Regions from separate parts of the Homo sapiens genome. Here region 1 is linked to region 2. Evidence: chromatin loops called from intact Hi-C (ENCODE). Cell type or tissue: PC-9. All regions are shown on one strand. Links, peaks and the distances in the headings refer to the core of each region. The heading gives the core; the rest is flanking DNA.

Region 1 (10,448 bases), core at 1,466-9,465, 410 kb after region 2:
GTGGTCAGAATCCTTACACAAGAGCCAGGACCGCACCCGATAGCCTTTCTGTCCAAACAACTTGACCTTACTGTTTTAGCCTAGCCCTCATGTCTGCGTGCAGCAGCTGCTGCTGCTTTAATACTTTTAAAGGCCCTAAAAATCACAAACTATGCTCAACTCACTCTCTACATTTCTCGTAACTTCCAAAATCTTTTCTTCCTCCCACCTGACACATATACTTTCTGCTCCCTGGCTCCTTCAGCTGTACTCACTCTTTGTTGAGTCTCCCATAATTACCATTGTTCCTGGCCCGGACTTCAATCCAGCCTCCCACATTATTCCAGATACCACACCTGACCCTCATGACTGCATCTCTCTGATCCACCTGACGTTCACCCCATTTCCCCATATTTCCTTCTTTCCTGTTCCTCACCCTGATCACACTTAGTTTATTGATGGCAGTTCCACCAGGCCTAATCGCCACACACCAGCAAAGGCAGGCTATGCTATAGTACAGGCCACTAGCCTGCCTCTTAAAACCTCTCATTTCCTTTCCATCGTGGAAATCTATCCTCAAGGAAATAACTTCTCAGTGTTCCATCTGCTGTTCTACTACTTCTCAAGGATTATTCAGGCCCCCTCCCTTCCCTACACACATCAAGCTCGAGGATTTGCCCCCACCCAGGACTGGCAAATTAGCTTTAATCAGCATGTCCCCAGTCAGATAACTAAAATACCTCTTAGTCTGGGTAGACACTTTCACTGGATAGGTAGAGGCCTTTCCTACAGGGTCTGAGAAGGCCACTGCAGTCATTTCTTTCCTTCTGTCAGACATAATTCCTCAGTTTAGCCTTCCCACCTCTATACAGTCTGTTAACAGACCAGCCTTTATTAGTCAAATCAGCCAAGCAGTTTTTCAGGCTCTTGGTATTCGGTGAAACCTTTATATCCCTTACAGTCCTCAGTCTTCAGGAAAGGTAGAACGGACTAAAGGTCCTTTAAAAACACACCTCACCAGGCTCAGCCACCAACTTAAAAAGGACTGGACAATACTTTTACCACTTTCCCTTCTCAGAAGTCAGGCCTGTCCTCGGAATGCTACAGGGTACAGCCCATTTGAGCTCCTGTATGGACGCTCCTTTTTATTAAGCCCCAGTCTCAGTCCAGACACCAGACCAACTCGGACTGTGCCCCCAAAAACTTGTCATCCCTACTATCTTCTGTCTAGTCACACTCCTATTCACCGTTCTCAACTACTCATACATGCCCTGCTCTTGTTTACACTGCCAGTTTACACTGTTTCTCCAAGCCATCACAGCTGATACCTCCTCGTGCTATCCCCAAACTGCCACTCTTAACTCTTAAAGTAAATAAATAATCTTTGCTGGCAGGACTATGCTGAATCTCCTTAGGCACTCTCTAATTAGATGCCCTGGGTCCTCCCAATTCTTAGACCTTTAATACCTGTTTTTCTCCTTCTCTTATTCCATTTAGTTTTTGGGTTTTTTGTTTGTTTGTTTGTTTTTTTGAGACGGAGTCTCGCTGTCGCCCAGGCTGGAGTGCAGTGGCACGATCTCGGCTCACTGCAGGCTCCGCCCCCTGGGGTTTACGCCATTCTCCTGCCTCAGCCTCCCGAGTAGCTGGGACTTCAGGCGCCCGCCACCTCGCCCGGCTAATTTTTTGTATTTTTAGTAAAGAAGGGGTTTCACCGTGTTAGCCAGGATGGTCTCAATCTCCTGACCTCGTGATCCGCCCCCCTCGGCCTCCCGAAGTGCTGGGATTACAGGCGTGAGCCACCGCACCCGGCCCCATTTAGTTTTTCAATTCATACAAAACCATATCCAGGCCATCACCAATAATTCTAAATGACAAATGTTTCTTCTAACAACCCCACAATATCACCCCTTACCACAAAATCTTCCTTCAGCTTAATCTCTCCCACTCTAGGTTCCCACGCCGCCCCAATCCCGCTCGAGGCAGCCCTGAGAAACGTCGCCCATTATCTCTCCATCCCACCCCCAAAAATTTTCCCCAACATTTTACCACTATTTCATTTTATTTTTCTTATTAATATAAGAAGACAGGAATGTCAGGCCTCTGAGCCCAAGCTAAGCCATCATATCCCCTGTGACCTGCACGTACACATCCAGATGGCCGGTTCCTGCCTTAACTGATGACATTCCACCACAAAAGAAATGAAAATGGCCTGTTCCTGCCTTAACTGATGACATTATCTTGTGAAATTCCTTCTCCTGGCTCATCCTGGCTCAAAAGCTCCCCTACTGAACACCCTGTGACCCCCACTCCAGCCCACCAGAGAACAACCCCCCTTTGACTGTAATTTTCCTTTACCTACCCAAATCTTATAAAATGGCCCCACCCCTATCTCCCTTTGCTGACTCTCTTTTCAGACTCAGCCCGCCTGCACCCAGGTGAAATAAACAGCCTTGTTACTCACACAAAGCCTGTTTGGTGGTCTCTTCACATGGATGCGCATGAAACCCACTATTTTAACAGAATCTTTCCCTACTGACTTCATCTTTCAACATAAATGTAACTTGATCATTTTCTTCCAATAGTAGGTCCAGATTCATCATTACTGCTTTGACTTTGAAGACGTTGGATCAATTAACATAATCAACTGTTACCTGTTACATTCCAAGCCAGGTACTCAAATTAAAACCTCACTTTTAATGTTTGACACAATGTGGGCTGAGAAGCAGGGGTGCCAGAAGAATCAGTCCACCTGCTTCTTCTGACTCAGAAACAAGGAGATGGACTATGGCACCAAGGGCTTGCAATGCCTAATACACCAGCAAATGATTACTCGATAGTGGTTTAGAAACACTACATAATGAGCTTCGGTTATATTGCATTTATTAACCTAAACCCCTGAAGAATCAAAAGACTCTATTATGAGCTTCTGAGTGAAAAGTGAGATTCTAAGTCACTATGCTAAGTATGAGGTCCTATAAGCTTGAAATGTCATCAGTTACCAAAGAAATATTATATTCTATAGAGTATGTCCTTTTGCACTCAAATCCCTTGAGACATTTTATTTATATAAAGATTTGGTTTTAAAAAATGCTGATGCCTGGGTCCTCCCTGCCACAGATTGGGATTTAATTGGTCTTGGGTGAGACTAGGACATGCAGACTTTTCAGAACTGCCCAGGAGAGTCCAATGAGTCACCACTGGTCTAGAAACAAAAATGACATGGACTGTGGCCACAGTCATTGTCCCCTTACTGCTCAGCTAGGACAACTCAGCACTTTGCTGTAGCCTCCCTGCTGTTCAGTCTCTGGGTTTGTGAAACAGAAAGTGTTAACTGGGTCAGCTCTTTGCAGAGCTTTTGCAGGGCAGACAAATGGAGTCAGAGTGCAAGCATTAAATGAAATGTCACTGTAAACTAGGAAGAATTTGAACCCAAAGCTGCCGCCAGGCAAACAGGGGTCTTTTGACAGCTGTTGGTGTCACCTGAACTTGCAGTCATTTTGAGAGGGATTTGTTTGGCCTATGGATACTTATCCTGCAGTTGACTGGATTTTATTTATTTATTTTCTTTCTTTCTTTTTTTCTTTTTGAGGACATTAAAGTAGTATGCCTCCCTTCCATCAATGCTCCAGTTGCAGCCAATATGTCCATTGAAACTAACTTAACTCGCTGGAACTACTCTCTAAATAAATTCACCATTTTGGTTCAAAGTGCTACAAACAAATTCAGTGCTTTCATTCCCCGTACATGGATCCGACTTTAACTGCACAAGGACAGAAGGAGAAGCACATATTATGAGGTGGCAGTGGACATGTGGGAATTTGAAAGAAAGTGCTTCAGACTATTTTTAAACTGAAATGTATCCCACTGGGACCGCAATTGCCCAGTGCCGACTATTCATAAATCAGGGTGAACACAAAGAGGCTTCACATTTTGTGGGTCTGGCCGAAGAGAAAGATCTGGGAAAGGAAGGAGAATCACAGATTTAGTTGAGTGAGAATGCATCAGAGCCCATCTGACTTTTCTCTGTGTTTTGTGTTTTTTTTCTTTTCCCCCCTCATTCTTGAAAAGATTTTTCTGTCTTGGAGAAAATGCATTAAACATAATGCTGATAGTACCTTTGGTAAAATATTCCAAATGTTATAAAAGTCTGTTGGACCTTATTAAATAAGTCTATATTACACTTATTTTTAATATTGTGGTGCACACTCAGTATTTGTTCTGATCATTCCCAGCAGAGATTTATTACTAAAGTAGATCTGACTTGAGGTTGAGTGGAAAGGAAGGCAGTCAGTGCAGGAGGAATATTGAGTAACTTGGTGGTGTGAGAGAGTTTGGCTGCAGCAGAGAAAAAGGGAGCTTGTGAGATGTGCATGCCAATTAAGGTGCTCAAGAAATGAACATGTATTCATTTCGAGTACACGCTAGCCCCTTCCTCTTCATATGTCCCTAGGGATGCTTCTGGAATTGCCAGAGCTGAAAATTAAATTATAAACCTAAAACATGACATTGAAAATGTAATGTCTCCTTTGATAATATCAGTGTGATGATTCATCAGTGGGTGGGGCAGTGCCACTCCTGGACACAGATTGTAAAGCATGGTAAGGCTGATCCTGGCAATTCTTCCGTCTCTCACTGTGCAGTTTTCCCAAAGGTTCTGGTCAGAAAGGCATCCCTGCACAGATCACATATGCACCAAAGCCCTCCTATACATACCGCAGAGTAGACAGCTGCAGAGACTTAACTGCAACATGTGGCACCAGCCAAGAGAAGCTGATAATATTGCATCACCAATAATCAGAAAAAGGAACTGTTAGTGCAACTCAACATGCTAGTGTCAGAGTAAATGGCAGAAAAGTTGTAAGTTGGCATTTCAAAATGTGAGATTTGACATTGTCATGCTGGACAGACATACCATCCACATTTTCTAAGTAGAGTCTGTTTCTGAGCTGTGCTTTCCATTTTTCTCATTAGAACAGGAAACAAGCCACTAAAAAGAGCAAATTCCCTGGTAGTTGCATCTATGAGTCAGAGCACAAAACTGCAGAGCCCTTTGTTTATTTCCCTATTCATAGGAGTCATAGAATCCATGTGCTATGTATGCTGAGTCACTCATCAAGAGAATAATAACAACAATAACAACCCATTAAGGGCTATAAAAATTCAGAGGGCAGGAAGCTTCACCAAAGACGTGAACCACAGGTCACACCCTGTGGGATGAATAGATTTGCAATAGGCAGAGAGGTATTCCACAAGAAAAAAATAGACATAGGAAGATCCGTGATATTTTTGCAATTGTGAGAGCTTTCAGAGGTTTGGCATATAAAATAAAGGCCTGAGAGGAATAGGACTGGTGTAAGACAGAAGGCAGAAACGGGGCCTGTGGCAAACTGAAATGTGAATAGACTGGCACTTGATTCAAAATTCTAAAGAAATCCATAGGCCAAATAAAACCTATCTAGGGGCCGAATATGTCCTATGTACATTAATTTTGTGGCCTCTGATTTAGGGGACATAAAGGAGGTCAACTCTGAGTGGTGGGATGGGGAATAAAACTCGCCCTGTGGAATGACAGGTCAAGTTTGCACTGAGTGAATAGCACATGTAAAGGAAAGTAAGGTGTTCTTTTTTTTCCCCCACTTGTTTCACAGGATTTTCTTCCCCTTCCTATTCCTTGAGTACCTGCACTGTCATGTGAACTTCTTATTTCTCTTCCTTGTACATTTTTTTCTCAGATGATCATACCAAGTCCCATGAAATTATTAGCTGTCAACTGCTAAATCTTTATCCAGCTCAAGCCTCTCTCCAGAATTTCAAGACTGGACAGCCACAGCCTATTAGACATCTGCACATGGAGAGCCTACAGGATACCTCCAATTCAAAAGGTTGACAGTTACCTATCCCATCTAACCCACAAACCAGGCCATCCTCTGTCTCAAGCCCTGGGGATTGATGGTAACATCTTGTCAGTTGCCATAACCAGAAACTTCAGGGATGTCCTTGACTTTTCTTTTTTTGCTTAGCCTGCTTACCCCATCAGTTGCAAGAAAGTATTGTTTCTATCTTCCAAACGTACTCAGCTTTGCAAATAAAGTTACCATTGGCAGGGATAAAACACACACTCAGTTGAACACACACACACACACACACACACACACAGAACTCACATCTACTTAGAGTCTCTGATTTATTTAGTCCATGATAGAGAACAAACAATGGTATCATGGTCCACACAGAGAAGGGGCAGATGCAGCATAATCTCTTCTCTATTTTTTCCTTGCCTGGGATCCGTATGAAGTGCTCTGTAGCTGGTGCTACCCTTTGCATAGGCAGGAATCTAACAAATTTTAAAAAAAAATCCAAATTTTTGTTGCAACACTACATTTTTTATACTTAGGTTTATGTCCAACATTCCAGAAGAACCTGAACTAACAATCTATGTACTTCCACTTAAGGGGTTATTTGCAAGCGTTGACCTTTCCTGGCTCTTTAAGTAAACTCAGCATCAGAAAGGCAATATTCTCTTTCCAAGAGAAAAAAGCAGTCAATGCCCAGGAGTCTCAGAACAGTATATCTGCCTCCACTTTTAAGGTATCCTAAAAAGCCAACAATCAGGGGCCAGGTGCGGTGGCTCATGCCTGTAATCCCAGCACTTTGGAAGCCCGAGGCGGGTGGATCACCTAAGATCAGGAGTTTGAGAACAGCCTGACCAACATGGAGAAACCCCGTCTCTACTAAAAAATACAAAAAAAAAAAAAAAAAAAAAATTAGCCGGACATGGTGACGCATCCCTGTAATGCCAGCTACTTGGGAGGCTGAGGCAGGAGAATCGCTTGAACCTGGGAGGCGGAGATTGCTGTGAGCAGAGATTGCACCATTGCACTCCAGCCTGGGCAACAAGAGTGAAGCTCTGCCTTAAAACAAACAAACAAACAAAAAAGCCAACACTCTTTTTATCTCAATAACATTTCTCAAACAATCTCTGCTATCCTAGTTCAGGCCACCAGGCTCCCTTGCTTAGATGAAGACACAACCTCTAACTGACCATCTTTCCTCTCTCCACAAGCTGAAACCAGCACTGTCTCCCTGAAATGTCTTCATGACTGTCTCTCTCTGCCACTCTAGCTCATCCAACCTACACTTCTTTGACATCCTTGGAACAACAAAATGTAGTCACCTCTGGGCCTTTGCACATGCCATGACTCTTGCCTGAACACTGTCTTGCCTCTTTGATTGTCCAACCTCCTCCCCATCCCTCAAATGTATGCAGGAATGCCACAATTTCTGGGATGCCATTCCGGACATAAATCTGGGTTAGAGGTCTCTCCAAAACCATCCAATATTATCCCTTTTGTAGTGTTTTTTATAAGGTACCTAGTTACATATCTGTTATATCTTACCATTTTAAAACTGCCAGGTTCTGTGAGGTTAGAAACCATGTTTACCTTTTTTTATTGTTGTGTCCCACAAATTGCAGTTGCCTTTTAGGAACCCCTGAAATATTTTTGAATCAATTTGAGGGAAGTGGGAAAAATAAGGCCGTGTTTTAAAAACTCAAAACTATCCATGTTATGGAAAACATGCCAGAGGAAAGAATTAGGGAAGGAGGCGATTGAAATGCTCAAGCAATTGTCCAGTGTTGAAATATTGGAAGCTGCCCATGGAATGAGAAACTTGAAACTGAGATAAATGAAGCAGGAATAATAGGTGTGATGTGGTAAACATCAATATAAAGGATCAAGAAAAAAGAGGCTTGGAAGACTTTATCTAAAATGCAAGGCTGTGATACCATTCCCCAAAGCTGAGAAATGAAAAACGGAAACAAATTTTGAGGGAAAGACAATTAAATTTCCCACTTGGATATGTAAAGATAAAATATTCCAAGGCCCAGTAGCAAAGTGGATGTGAAGCTTATAATATGGTTTGGCTGTGTCCCCACTCAAATCTCATCTTGAATTGTAGCTCCCATAATCCCCATGTGTGATGGGAGGGACCTGGTGGGAGGTAATTGAATCATGGGGGTAAGTTTTTCCCATGCTGTTCTCATGATAGTGAATAAGTCTCATGAGATTTGATGGTTTTATGAAGGGCAGTTCCTCTGTACAGGTGCTCTTCCCTGCCGCCATGTAAGATGTGCCTTTGCTCCTCCTTTGCCTTCTACCATGATTGTGAGGCCTCCCAGCCATGTGGAACTGTAAGTCCATTAAACCTCTTTTTCCTTATAAATTACCCAGTCTCAGGTATGTCTTTATTAGCAGTGTGAGAATGGACCAATACAGCTTAGATAGACTACAGAAAGGAAGCCTTAAACTTCAGCCTCACTAGCATTAGGAGCATTTGTTATCAGGCCAGTTAGTGTTTACAGTCTACTGCAGCTATCAGAGTCTTTCTTTCCTGTGCGGAATTCATTCCATCAGGTTTAGGAGGCACTCACTGTAAGCTATCTCCAAGCACAGGATAAACCTACATCCAAGATGTGGCCAGCTACAGCCGTAAAATGGTAGATATAGGTATCATCAGCATGTGTCCCATGCCAGGCCAGCCTGAATATCTACCTGGAGAATATTCTGCTGAAAACAGCAAAATAAACCCCAACCATATATATAAACAAGGGACTCTTTCCAGTGATGTTACCAAATGAGAAAATGTGAGAGTGGGGGTAATCAGCAGACATCTTCAAAGAGATCGCTCCAAAGAATAAAGCCAATATATGAGAATGAGAATCTTGTGAGAGATGATAAGTGTGAGGGCAGATGCTTTCTTAGATTACTGGTGATGTCTGCCAAAACATTACCCTTTCAAGTAAGCTAATTTGAACTGGGATACTATTGTTTGTAAATGAAAAAGTTTTCAGAAGCAGAAATAGTGGCCACTGAAGTCATATGAATAAGAGTGTTCTAAAGAAAGTGCTATGGAGAAGAAGAGTATAGGATTAGGGTGAAACTCTGGGGAATTTCCACTGAGAAAGAGCAGGAGAAGGAAGGTAATTCAAAGAAAGTTAAATATAAAGTTGAACACAGAATTGACAATAGATAATTACTGGGAGGATAACAGTTGGGCAAACATGAAGATAGTTGCCAAATGGCTAAAGTTATCAAAAAATATAGACATATTCCTAGAAGGGTAGTAAGCATCAATGATGAAAATCCAAAACATTGACTCTCTGACATAGACTCCAAATTATTGCCCATAAAGTGACGAAAATGGATTAATTTTATCCAGCATTTATATGGATTAAATCTACTCTTAAACTCATTTCTGAAATATGTATGGATTTACATGCCATAAAATGCACACTTAAAAAAAGTGTTTGTATCCTATGACACTACCTTAGAGCAGTTTTTCCAATCTATTTTTTTTTTTTTTGACTTGTAAAATTGTCTGACTAGCAACTCTCTTACAGTGTGTTGGCATCAGTTGACAGTTGTTAGATAGTATCTTTCATTCCTGTCTAAAAATAGGAAAATAATGTATGAGTTATGTTCATCTTTGGGAAAGAAATGTATGGTGGATAGAGAGTCAGACACACTCTATGAACAAGCTGGAAAAAAGTTCTGAGTTTGAAAATGTCAGAATTTTTGCAAGTCATGGGAAACAAATCAAGAGGAAAGAAAAATTTCTGTTGCACCAAAGTATTATTAGGGTCGGAGAGCAAGTGATCGCCACTTCTGCTGGTAGTAGGGTTAAAGTGACAATAACTGTAACGATAACTACTAGCACTTATTAAAAGAAAGATAATGTCCAGATCTAATAAATACACAATTGTAAGAAATAAACCCAATACCTATATATGGTAGAGCTTTTACAAATGGAGAAAATGAGACTCAGTCTGTGTTCTAGAATTTGATCAAGATCACACTAGCGGTACCCATCAGCACTGGGATATGGACAAAGTTGAACTCCAGAGTCTTCATTCATTACTCTTTTCACATATGCCTCCCATATAAAACAACAAGGATTCAAGTTATCCAGCAAAAAGATAACATTGAAAAGTTGTAGATTCTCTTTTTCTAAGGATATTTTTTAAAAAAGAAAAAACAATACAACCAAAGACTAGAAGGCATTGTGTTATTCTTAGTTGAGTTATGAAAAGAAGTCCTACCTGGAAGTGGGAAAATAAATGGAAAGCAATCTTCTCAAGGTACATTTCAGCCTTCAAGATACTGACCACAGAAACTCTTGAACTTTACTAACATCTACAAGGTATTCTTTGTAGGTAAATTAAAGTGCTGAGGTTTTCAAACTAGAACCTTTTAATTATTATTTAGGTATAGTGGAAAAATGGCTATTTTAAGACAAAGGCATAGAAAGAAATATTTACAATTTCCAAAGTATTCCCACAATTATTATATAAGTTAATTGAATCATTGCAGGTAATACTCTAGCTTACTAGTGGTTCATGAGTTTTCAGCTCATTAACACTGTTTAAATGTACATTATGCCAAATTATACAGAGCAAAAGTTATTGCCCA
Region 2 (10,448 bases), core at 1,553-9,552:
ATTATTTTGTTTCCTTAAATATTTGCTCATCCATTAGCTGGTTATATGTTGATAATAACTGATCACCTCGTTTGAGCTCAGCACAGTCCCAGTCATATGCAGCAGGAACATGACAACCATATTTGCTAAAAGGGTTACTATAGGGACAAAGTTTTCCCTTTAGATATTTACCATAAAAAGTTCCAGTCTTCTATCACTTTTCATAATCCAGTGCACAAAAAGCCCAGGGGTAGGCAGAGCACAGCAAGGGGTTTGTCTTTCTCTCCTCAGTTATTCCTGCAAACTCAAAGCAACACAGTTTCTTGATGGTGACTTTTACCAACTTCAAAGTATTCAATCTCCACTGTCAATAATGCATGCCAAGGACTGACAAGAAATAAAGAATCAATACACTCCAGCTCCATCTACCTCTATTACACACACTCCAGCAGACCTAACACATGCTCTTTTCCTATACCCAAGGTGCCACTCTTTGGCATCCTAGAGAAAAGCCTCGAAGACATCATATTTCTTTCAACATCAAGAACCATAGCCTAAAGATAATGCACAAAAATTTAAAGTACTCAAGTAAAAAGGGCTGATTCTTTCAACTCCATCAACACAGCCAAAAAACGCAAAACCAGTTAACCCACATAAGGTTACTGCAACTCAAAGTCACTCTGTGCAGTTCTTATTCAAAGCCTTCTTTTTCCTTGATTTTTTCTGGCCTGTACTGCCCTCTTCCTTCATTGCTATTTCTGTACTCAATCCCATGCCACCTAATATTGGTATTTAAGTCTTCTGTTTGAATACATTTTATCTTCTTAATTATGATGATGCAGGAGGGTGAAACATTATTTTATCAGAGGCATTTACTTTTCCTCACAAGGAATGACTTCACCTAACACACTGATTTTGGTCTTACGCGTTTGTATTAAATGAATGAGTAGGAATGGCTCCTGTTGGATAAGATGTGCCATGGTTGTAGCTCTCAGAAAAACAAAATTCTTAAAGTTGAAATTAAAGTATAGGCTAAGATTACACCCAGAGGAATTATCTGTATTGACAAATAAAAGTCCTCTGTTCAGACAGGGACCCAGAGTGTGAAAAGACTGATTGGGTGGCCTCATGAAGGTAAGTGGAGAAGATGCATCCTCCCTCCAGCTACCTCTCAATATCCCATACCAAGGTGGAACTCAAATGAGTGATTAAAAGCTTTAAGCAAGGTAATCCAACATAGGCTTGTACCACGGCCAATTTCCACCACACAGTTCTCTGAGGAAACCAAGTTCAGAACTACCTAGAAATAATTTTGCACCCTCAAAGAATTTCTTCTCTTATTAAGACAAAAGCTTGATTCCTTCCTTGTTCCTCTCTATTCCTTCCACCTCTTCTTCAGGTTAAGAAAGGGGGCTGGAAAGAGGGGTTAAATAACCACAAAAACCAAACACAAACTTTTGAAGCACAACAAAACACCTAAGCACAATAATTTGAGGAACAAATCCTTGCCTCTTTTTACTTTCTTCTATCAGCCTAGCAGAAAACTAATTGCTACATCACACGAAAAGACCTAAGTTGCTGACGTAGTTTTTCTGAAATCAGTACATCAATGAGACTATACATTTTTGAAGACTAGTACTAATTTAGTATACTACTTCTTGGGTTCTACCGTACATTTCCAGAAAAAAATAAAAACTGTCTTTTTCTAAATGATATAAAGTAATCCTACGGAGAGTCTTCTTTGTTTAACAAGTAAGACTCACACCCAATTCATTTGCTGCTTAAATCAGGAGTTAATGTAGCCTTTTTTTTTTTTTTTTTGAGATGGTTTCACTCTTGTCACCCAGGTTGGAGTACATTGGTGCGATCTTGGCTCACTGCAACCTCCGCCTCCTGGGTTCAAGCAGTTCTCCCACATCAGCCTTCCGAGTAGCTGGGATTACGGTGGTGTGCCACCATGCTCGGCTAATTTTTGTAGTTTTAGTAGAGACAGGGTTTCACCATGTTGGCCAGGCTGGTCTTGAACTCCTGACCTCAGGTGATCCACCCACCTCCACCTCCCAAAGTTCTCGGATTACAGGTGTGAGCCACTATGTCTGGCTTAATGTAGTCTTTTTAAGGCTGTATACCACTTACTATAGGTGTCATTTAGCATATATGGCTATGGATTGGAAATTTCTGGACTAGTTGTAGCCGAGGCAATTGTGGCATATGGAATAATACCATGAGAAGAAAGACTAAAAGGTCTATATGAATGTAGGTATGAGTGCCTCTGCCTGTGCATATGTGAAAGAGAGAAATCAAGAACAAGACAGAAATAGAGCAAGAGGGAGACAGAGGGAGAGAGGTTGTGTGTGTAAGCAAGGACTTTTGAAGAAAATAAAAAAGTGGCTGGGCGTGGTGGCTTACGCCTGTAATCCCAGCACTTTGGGAGGTTGAGGCGGGCGAATCATGGGGTCAGGAGTTTGAGACCAGCCTGGCCAACATGGTGAAACACCGTCTCTACTAAAAATACAAAAATTACCTGGGCATGGTGGCGCATGCCTGTAATCCCAGCTACTTGGGAGGCTGAGGCAGGAGAATCGCTTGAGCCCAGGAGGCGGAGGTTGCAGTGAGTCGAGATTGTACCATTGCACTCCAGCCTGAGAGTCTTGTAACAGAGGGAGGCTGCATCTCAAACAAAACAAACAATAAAAACAAACAAAACAAACAAAAAAACAAAAAAACACAGCAGTTCTTGGGAAAACTTTTACTATGTAAAGAAATATATATATATATGTATATATATATATATATATACACACACACACATACATACATACATATATAAATTAGCCCTTTCTTTATTAAAACAAAGTGAAATTCTATGAGTAATCTGGCCCCATAGAGACACACAAGACCCAAATCATAGCATCAGTGTATAAGCAAGTGTGTTGGCAAGACAGAGATGAATTCAGCTAATAAAGAGAGCACCTAGACACACGTGAAAGGCAGAACTTTCCCATGGAAAGACATGATAGTAAAACCCAAGCAGCTCTATCCTTCATTACCTTGTGTATGGGATTTGGTCACCCATGCATGGAAGTTCAGATGTTATTTCATTTGTGTAACTGAATGAATGGGTGGGCAGAGTTAATAGGATTTGCTCATTAAATGCTTAAATCAGCATGTCATCAGTTATTATATTTGATGTAAACCTTTCTTTGGCGTTTCAGAGTGTTTCCTCTTCTGTATAAAAAGATGTCAATAATCCTTTTCCAGATCTTTTCAAAGGCAGGGAACACATTTTATAGTTCTCAATAGCTTTTGCAATCTTCAAAATGGTTGAAAATTCCTTGAATTGAATAAGCCTGATGGGTTGATTAAAGCAGGATATACCTCTACTTGCCAAAACAAATATTCTCTAGAAGGAACTGATAGAAAATAACATTTAAAGAGACATATTTACTTTTAGTATAGTTCCAGTTTATCACAACATGAACATAAATATCAATAAGGAAAGGTCACCTGAAAAGTTAGAAACTATCATTAAAATAACAAAATACTTATACAGCAATGCAGGCAGATCCTTTCCCAATGCAGACCAGAGAATAATACAATACAGTAATAACAACTACAATTTAGAGTTCCACTAACTAGGAATCAGGCACTTTGCCAAACATTGTATGTATGTATCTATTTAATGAACCCTTAGAACAATCTATGAGGTGAGGGCTTATTATCCTTCCTATTTTTCAAGTAAGACACAGAACCAGAGCTTCAGTGACCTGCCCAAATTATCACATGCAGTTAGTGAGAAGCAAAGTCAATGGTCTCAAATATTACATGTCACGAACCTATGTTGTTTTCTTCTTCTCACTGGAACGTGAGAAGGTATACAGAGTAAGAATGAGTAATTGCTACTCTATGCTAATTTCATGCAAAGTAATTTTAAACTGATGTAAAAAAAAAAAACAAACACCCAAAACCCAACATGACGATAATGCCAACATCACATGGTTCTACCTTTCAAACCAGTTCATAGATTCATAACTTCATGTTCATACATATTTAGCCAAGTCCAAAAGGTGCCTCATTTAACTGTGAATTTGCAACTTATGCAAAAAACCCACATCCTGCAAGAGTTGGGGGAGATGTAATGACTGGGAAAAAATGTAATAGCTAGAATACAAAAATTACATTTTCCATAGACCTCACACATTTCTTGTGTACATTTTTCTAGCAGCTGTTTAGAAAGCACTAGTGGTCACACAGATGAAATGTGGCAGTTGTAGCATATTAACATAAATATTTTTACCTGAATAATTCCTGCTGTTCTTTTGAAACGAAAATTAATTCACATATTGTTTTCCCTGGAGTTCCCCAAAAACTTGCTAGCTTTTTTTTTTTTTTTTTTTTTTTTAAGAAATATAACAACTGTGTGTACTGGGGCTGAACTAAGTATTATTTCTGAACGCAATTTTATTTTTTCAGTGCACGTTATACTAAAAGGAAGGATAATGGTACTGAACATAGAATCGATACACATTTAAATGGAATCAGTTTATCAAAACATACCACTTCAAGATGGACCGAATTGTGATATCCACAATCAACTGATAATGGTACCAAATCATTAACTGCTGGCTTTGAGATTCTTACAGAGAATAATTTCATATAACCCAGAAAAGCATGGCCATGCTGATTAAATTAGCCTGATTCTCTACCCTGAGAGAGGATGTTTACAGGGGCATAGGTGTACCAAGAGCAGTGAGAAGCAAGGACTCTGTGAGTAAAGTGTTCTGGGTTCCAATCCCAGCTCAGTCCCTTCCTGGCTATGTGAAGTCTGAACTAACCATTAAACGTTTAACAATCTCATAGGTCAGGCCACTGCACCACCTAAAGCTACCATGCATGTTAGTCTAAATGAATGGTGCCCCTTGGAGTTCTGCAGTGTACAACCTGAACATGCAGGCCCCTGCCCAAGGGTTGTGGGGATTCGAGTGATAATGTTTGTAAAACACTTGGCCCAACCCCTAGTACTTAGCAGGTCCCCAGAGAATGCTAGCTCTTAATTACTTTCATCTTAATGTATATCATGTATGACCTCTATCTTCACATTTAAATTCTTAAAGGACTTTAAAGGAAGTACTTTATTTCATGTTCCATCTGATCTCTCTATCAAGGGAGCAGTGGGATTTTGTAAATTTTTTGAGTCAGGTACTCTTTAAGCCTGTTCTATCTTTTCAGAGACACTAAGTGTCTTTGCAAATTTTTTTCTGTTTCTATGATATGGCATGTCTGTGAAGAGGTCTGAAGAACTCAAGATGTCCTCAAAAGTGCTATGTAAAAATTTTCCCTGAACCCCAATATATTATTGCATTTACAGAAGTGAATTCAGAGCCAGACTGATTGGGTCAAAGTCCAGCTCTCTCCATTTCTAGCTATGTGATTTTTCCAAGTCAGTTCATCTTTAAAGCCTCAGGTTTCTCATTTGCATATTAGGGAAACTAATACTTTCTACTACATAGGATTGTTGGGGCTTGTGGGGAACCTACTGCATAGTAAACTGTTCAGCAAAAGCCTGGCTCATGGTTGATACTAAATATATCATTGCTGCATTGTTACTAAGTGCCAGTCTGTGTCTCTCAACCACTGGAGGAGGGATGTTCGATTCAGAAGCCACTTAAGCTGCAAGTCAGGCCATAGGAATGTTGCCCCATAAACTCAGCAGGGTTCAGAATTCTTACAAAGATAATCAGCAGGGCAGGGCATTGTTCTAGTTCTATCTGGCTACAGCAGAGACATGCTCAGCATACTTATTCTGAGAACCTTAGCTGCTTCAGCTGAAAGTAAGGTGATTCATCTGTAAAGTAAGACTTGGGGATGTGGAAAGAGGTCTTTTCAAGTACACAATTCTCTGACTTAAAAATAAGGTAAAATAAGCCGAGATTTCGTTTGGGTGTTCCTTTTACATCTTTACTTACCCCTTTAGTTTTAGACACTAAACCTCTGGCCTTCCCTGCTTGATATTCATAGCACACTTTGCTGATGGATCAAATTATTCATTTTATTGGGCTTGGATGAGACTTCACATACTACTTAACGCAGCATTCTAGTGTGTTGAGCCACTATTAATCCTTCCAAATTTTAATTTTAAGGACAGGACATACTCTTTATCTCTGTTTTGTGAAGCATCTTACACATTTAGGACTATCTTCTGTGACAGTCATATATATTTCTTTTTACTAATCAAAGCCAAAAGATATGGCTGTCTTATGTTCCATTTTCTCTAGACTTTTATAACTAGCTAACTGTAGAATTAATTCTCAGTTCTAAGGGGTTTACACTTTAAAAGGAACTTCATTATTTCTTTTAAAAGTACTTATGGGGCCGGGCAGGGTGGCTCACGCCTGTAATCCCAGCAATCAGGGAGGCCGAGGCAGGCAGATCACAAGGTCAGGAGATCAAGACCATCCTGGCTAACACGGTGAAATCCCGCCTCTACTAAAAATACAAAAATTAGCTGGGCGTGGTGGCGGGCACCTGTAGTCCCAGCTACTCAGGAGGCTGAGGCAGGAGAAAGGCGTGAATCCGGGAGGAGGAGCTGGCAGTGAGCAGAGATCGCACCACTGCACTCTAGCCGGGGCAAAAGAGCGAGATTATGTCTCAAAAAAAAAAAAAAAAAAAAAACAAAAAACAAAACAAAACACACACACACACAGAAAAACTATTTATGGAAGCCATTCTCTGTTCTTCCCACTATGCATTTTCAAGCAATGGAAGGGAAAACCAAATAAACAGGCAACTGCAGTACAGTATATCTGTGCAGTGGCCACCCAGGAGACCAGGACCTGGGTAGGTGGGTCGGGGAGACATCCAGTTAATCTTGGGGATTAAGGGGCTGTTTTTAGGAGACCATTATGGATGACAGTGTTCTAGCACAGGGAACAGTGTGGAGCCTGATGGAGAGACAGACAGCATGGTCTGGTCAGGGAATGTCAAGTCACTCAGAACAGTAAAACATGGTCTATGACAGGCTGGGCTTGTGTGGAGACACATTTGAAAATAAACGTGAGAAAAATGAGAAGGTGATCTGAAGCCATCATCTTACAGAAAGAGATGCAGTACTTTGACCGGAAAGGTAGTTACGAAGGTAAAAACAACCAGGGAGTTACTGGTAAAGGAGAAACTAAGGAAAAGAGCTCAAGTTACTGCACATAGAGGCTGCCTGTTAAGGGTAATCAGATCTGAACACAAGATCAGTGCATACAATGAGTAAAGGAAAAGATAAATTTCTCTCTGTGGCATTTGGAGATAGATTTATTTTCTTGGAAAATAAAGGCAAATACCGAGCACTTGTTTGAACCCTAATAAAACAGAAATTTAATCACTTAGAGGGATACCTTGTCAGGCGATTATATTTCAAGTTCCCGATGACTTATTTTTCTTTGTTAAATAACCTAAGCATAACAGCTAGGGATGGTGATAGAATAGTAGGTCCACAAGATTATGAAATATAAATTTGACTTAAAATTGATAACTCTTGGCTGGGTGCAGTGGCTCACACCTGTAATCCAAGCACTTTGGGAAGTTGAGGCGGGCAGATCACCTGAGGTCAGGAGTTCGAGACCAGCCTGCCCAACATGGTGAAACCCTGTCTCTACTAAAAATACAAAAATTAGCTGGACATGGTGGCGGGTGCCTGTAATCCCAGCTAGTAGGGAGGCTGAGGCAGGAGAATCGCTTGAACCTGGGGGCAGAGGTTGCAGTGAGCCGAGATGGTGCCACTGCACTCCAGGCAACAAGAGCTAAACTATATCTCAAAAAAAAATTGATAACTCTTTCATTCAAAATATATGGATTAATCCACTGCAATGTGCCAGGCACTGTGATAAATGCTGAAAATAAAGCAGTGAACAAATTAGCATGGCTTCAGGGAGCTTATAATCTAGTCAACAGATATTAAACTAATGAACACAGGATGCATACGTGATTACAATTCGAAATAAGTCCTTATAAGGAAAAGTGAAATATAGAATGAAAGGTTCAAATCGGAGGAACTATTTCTAAAAGTGGGAGCCAAGGAGGGCCTTCTATGGAAGGGAAGTGCCTGCTGAGCTTCAAACAAGGAGCGGGTGTCATGGGGGACAGTGTTCCAGATGGAGCAGCCTTTCTCAGGCAGACAGGGGTTTTACCCTTGAGAGGTCATTCAGCACCATCCAGAGGCATTTTTGGTTGTCACAACAGGGATGACTGTGGTGCTATTGGCATCTAAAGACAGGCAAGAACCAGGCAAGTGTGAGAAACTGGAGGAGGGTAAGGGCTGGAAGGAAGAGGAAGCATGCGCAGAGGCCATGGAATGGCAGGGCTAAACTGTGCAGGGCCTGGTTGACGGCCTCAGATAGAGAGTGTAGACGCTTGTTTTCCCAAGTTAGGTGATGAGCTTCTTGAGGTTTTTAAGCAAGACTGTTAACTGGTTGATTCACTTTTTAAGGTCTTACTGGCTGCTGGGTGAGAATGGAAGAGGAGGAGGTGGGAAGTAAGGAATGGTTCCAGGGAGGTGCAAGAGGAGCAGCTGGGAGATCCTCAGGAGGCTGTAGCACGAGTCTCTCCGACAAAGTGTGGTTTTGAGTGCAAGCAGGGCCTTCGCGCTAACGGAGACATTTGAGATCAAAGAGCAACTGGTCATTCCCGTGTAGAAAATACAGCACACTCTCTTTTCAAAGAATGCCTCATAATCCTTTCACCATCTGTTTTTCCTATTTCTGTTGATTTGTTTAAACATATATTGAGTATTTTCATACAAAGAAAAGGGAGGCTCACCATTTTAGAGAACGATAAATAAGTGAGCTCCTGATCCTTCAGTAAAAACATGTGAAGTGTTGAGATAAAAAGTGTGGCAGAGAACTACATGAAATCCACAGACTGTGAAGGGAGACAATGGAACTACTATTGTTCTATGCATTTCAGGACTCATCACAAGTTTTAACCTTACTTTACCTTGGTTTTTATACCTTGGCTGGCTTTGATGAAAGTATCAGAGGAAATGTGTATGTTTCATCAGGGGCTCTTTTTAAATTTTTATAATATCATAAGTTGTAGTGAAAAAATAATAAGCTACTTTTTTCAGAACTACAGATATTCCTCCCAAGGAAAAAACACTCACAGGTAATCAAACCTGGACAGCAGATTCCCAAATACCAACCCTTCAAATATCATAAATATCACCTCATGATTTTCATCATAGCCATGTATCACCTGGCCTCTTCTTTACTTAATATTTTTGTTTGTAAATCAATTGTTGTTGTTGTTTTTTTTTTGTTTTTTTGTTTTTTTTTGACGGAGTCTTGCTCTGTCGCCCAGGCTGGAGTGCAGTGGTGCAATCTCGGCTCACTGCAAGCTCCACCTCCCAGGTTCACATCATTCTCCTGCCTCAGCCTCCCCAGTAGCTGGGACTACAGGTGTCCGCCACAACACCTGGCTAATTTTTTGTATTTTTAGCAGAGACGGGGTTTCATCATGTTAGCCAGGATGGTCTCGATCTCCTGACCTCGTGATCCGCCCACCTCGGCCTCCCAAAGTGCTGGGATTACAGGCGTGAGCCACCGCACCCAGCCAATTCTGTTTTGTTTTTTTTTTTTTTAAATCACCATTCTAAGTAGAAATTCACTTAGTAGCCACAGATAGAGGGTAAAATAAAATGTTTAAAATAAAATGTAAAAAGTTCAACACAATATGCTTTATTTCCAGCTAACTATTTTTGTCTGATTCAGAGACAAACCTGAACCCTTTCCCTCTGTTAAAATGTAAAATTCATATGTTTTAGAGAGGCATTAAAGTCTAGCATCCCACTGAGACTCCTCCAATGGCAGGAGTCTGCAAACTGGCCCAAGGATTGTTTTTATACAAACTAGAGTTAAGAAGGAGTTTTATATTTTTTTAATGGCTAAAAATATCAAAAGAAGAATAACATTTCACATGTAAAATTATATGAAATTCCAATTTCAGTGTGCATAAAAGTTTTTTTGGTGCCACACCCATTCCTTACGTTTTACCTACAGCTGCTTTAGTGCTAAAATGGCTGAACTGAGTAGTAGCAACAGAGACCTCATGGCCTGCAAAGCCTAAGATACTTACTATCTGGTCCTTTACAGATAAAGTTTGCCTACCCCTCATTATGTGACCCAACTTATTTAATGCCACTGCAGGTGCTGTGCCTATGGTATGTGTAGCTCCCATACTCTGGAAAATTCTGCTCTGTGAATAAGCATGGCTAAAAACTGGGGATCCGATTCCCACAAAGGAGGAATAAAGCTTCAGAGACATATTTACCCCATTGGGAAATGACATCAGAAGCAAGAGTAGATGAATGTTGTCTGAGAATATACAGGATACATCCACATGTCTCTTATGTGCAGCTCAACTGGAATGTCAACAGAAGTAGTTTGGTGGCTGTTTGCTCCTGCTGTACCAACTCAAGTGTAAAA

What was found. Hi-C counts contacts between places; a loop is a spot of excess contacts. Peaks named below come from ENCODE experiments on the same cell type or tissue, not always from the same donor. Only the 100,000 strongest peaks of a DNase experiment are listed, where the experiment ranks them.
Region 1: a loop joins it to region 2, with 14 times the contacts of the local background. A loop is called at or near these places in 2 of 110 quality-filtered maps.

Annotation. Positions count from the first base shown.
Region 1 is chr5:167,289,664-167,300,111 of GRCh38, reverse strand. The region is part of intron 3 of TENM2 (teneurin transmembrane protein 2); the gene reads right to left. TENM2-AS2 (TENM2 antisense RNA 2) reads left to right here. Exons shown (of 3, transcript NR_199036.1): 2 at 2,562-2,649; 3 at 3,569-3,700. Among named protein-coding and RNA genes, the nearest start is that of TENM2-AS2, 8.5 kb to the left of the region's middle. RefSeq lists enhancers at 1,753-2,458, 4,419-5,234, 4,259-5,458. In PC-9, for the core only: no CTCF peak of the experiment used is centred there; DNase peaks (open chromatin) are centred at 4,261, 4,511 and 5,061; H3K4me3 peaks cover 821 bases; H3K27ac peaks cover 2,835 bases.
Region 2 is chr5:167,694,883-167,705,330 of GRCh38, reverse strand. The region is part of intron 4 of TENM2 (teneurin transmembrane protein 2); the gene reads right to left. Among named protein-coding and RNA genes, the nearest start is that of TENM2-AS4, 40 kb to the right of the region's middle. RefSeq lists enhancers at 5,037-5,742, 6,448-7,154. In PC-9, for the core only: no CTCF peak of the experiment used is centred there; a DNase peak (open chromatin) is centred at 5,700; H3K4me3 peaks cover 617 bases; H3K27ac peaks cover 3,601 bases.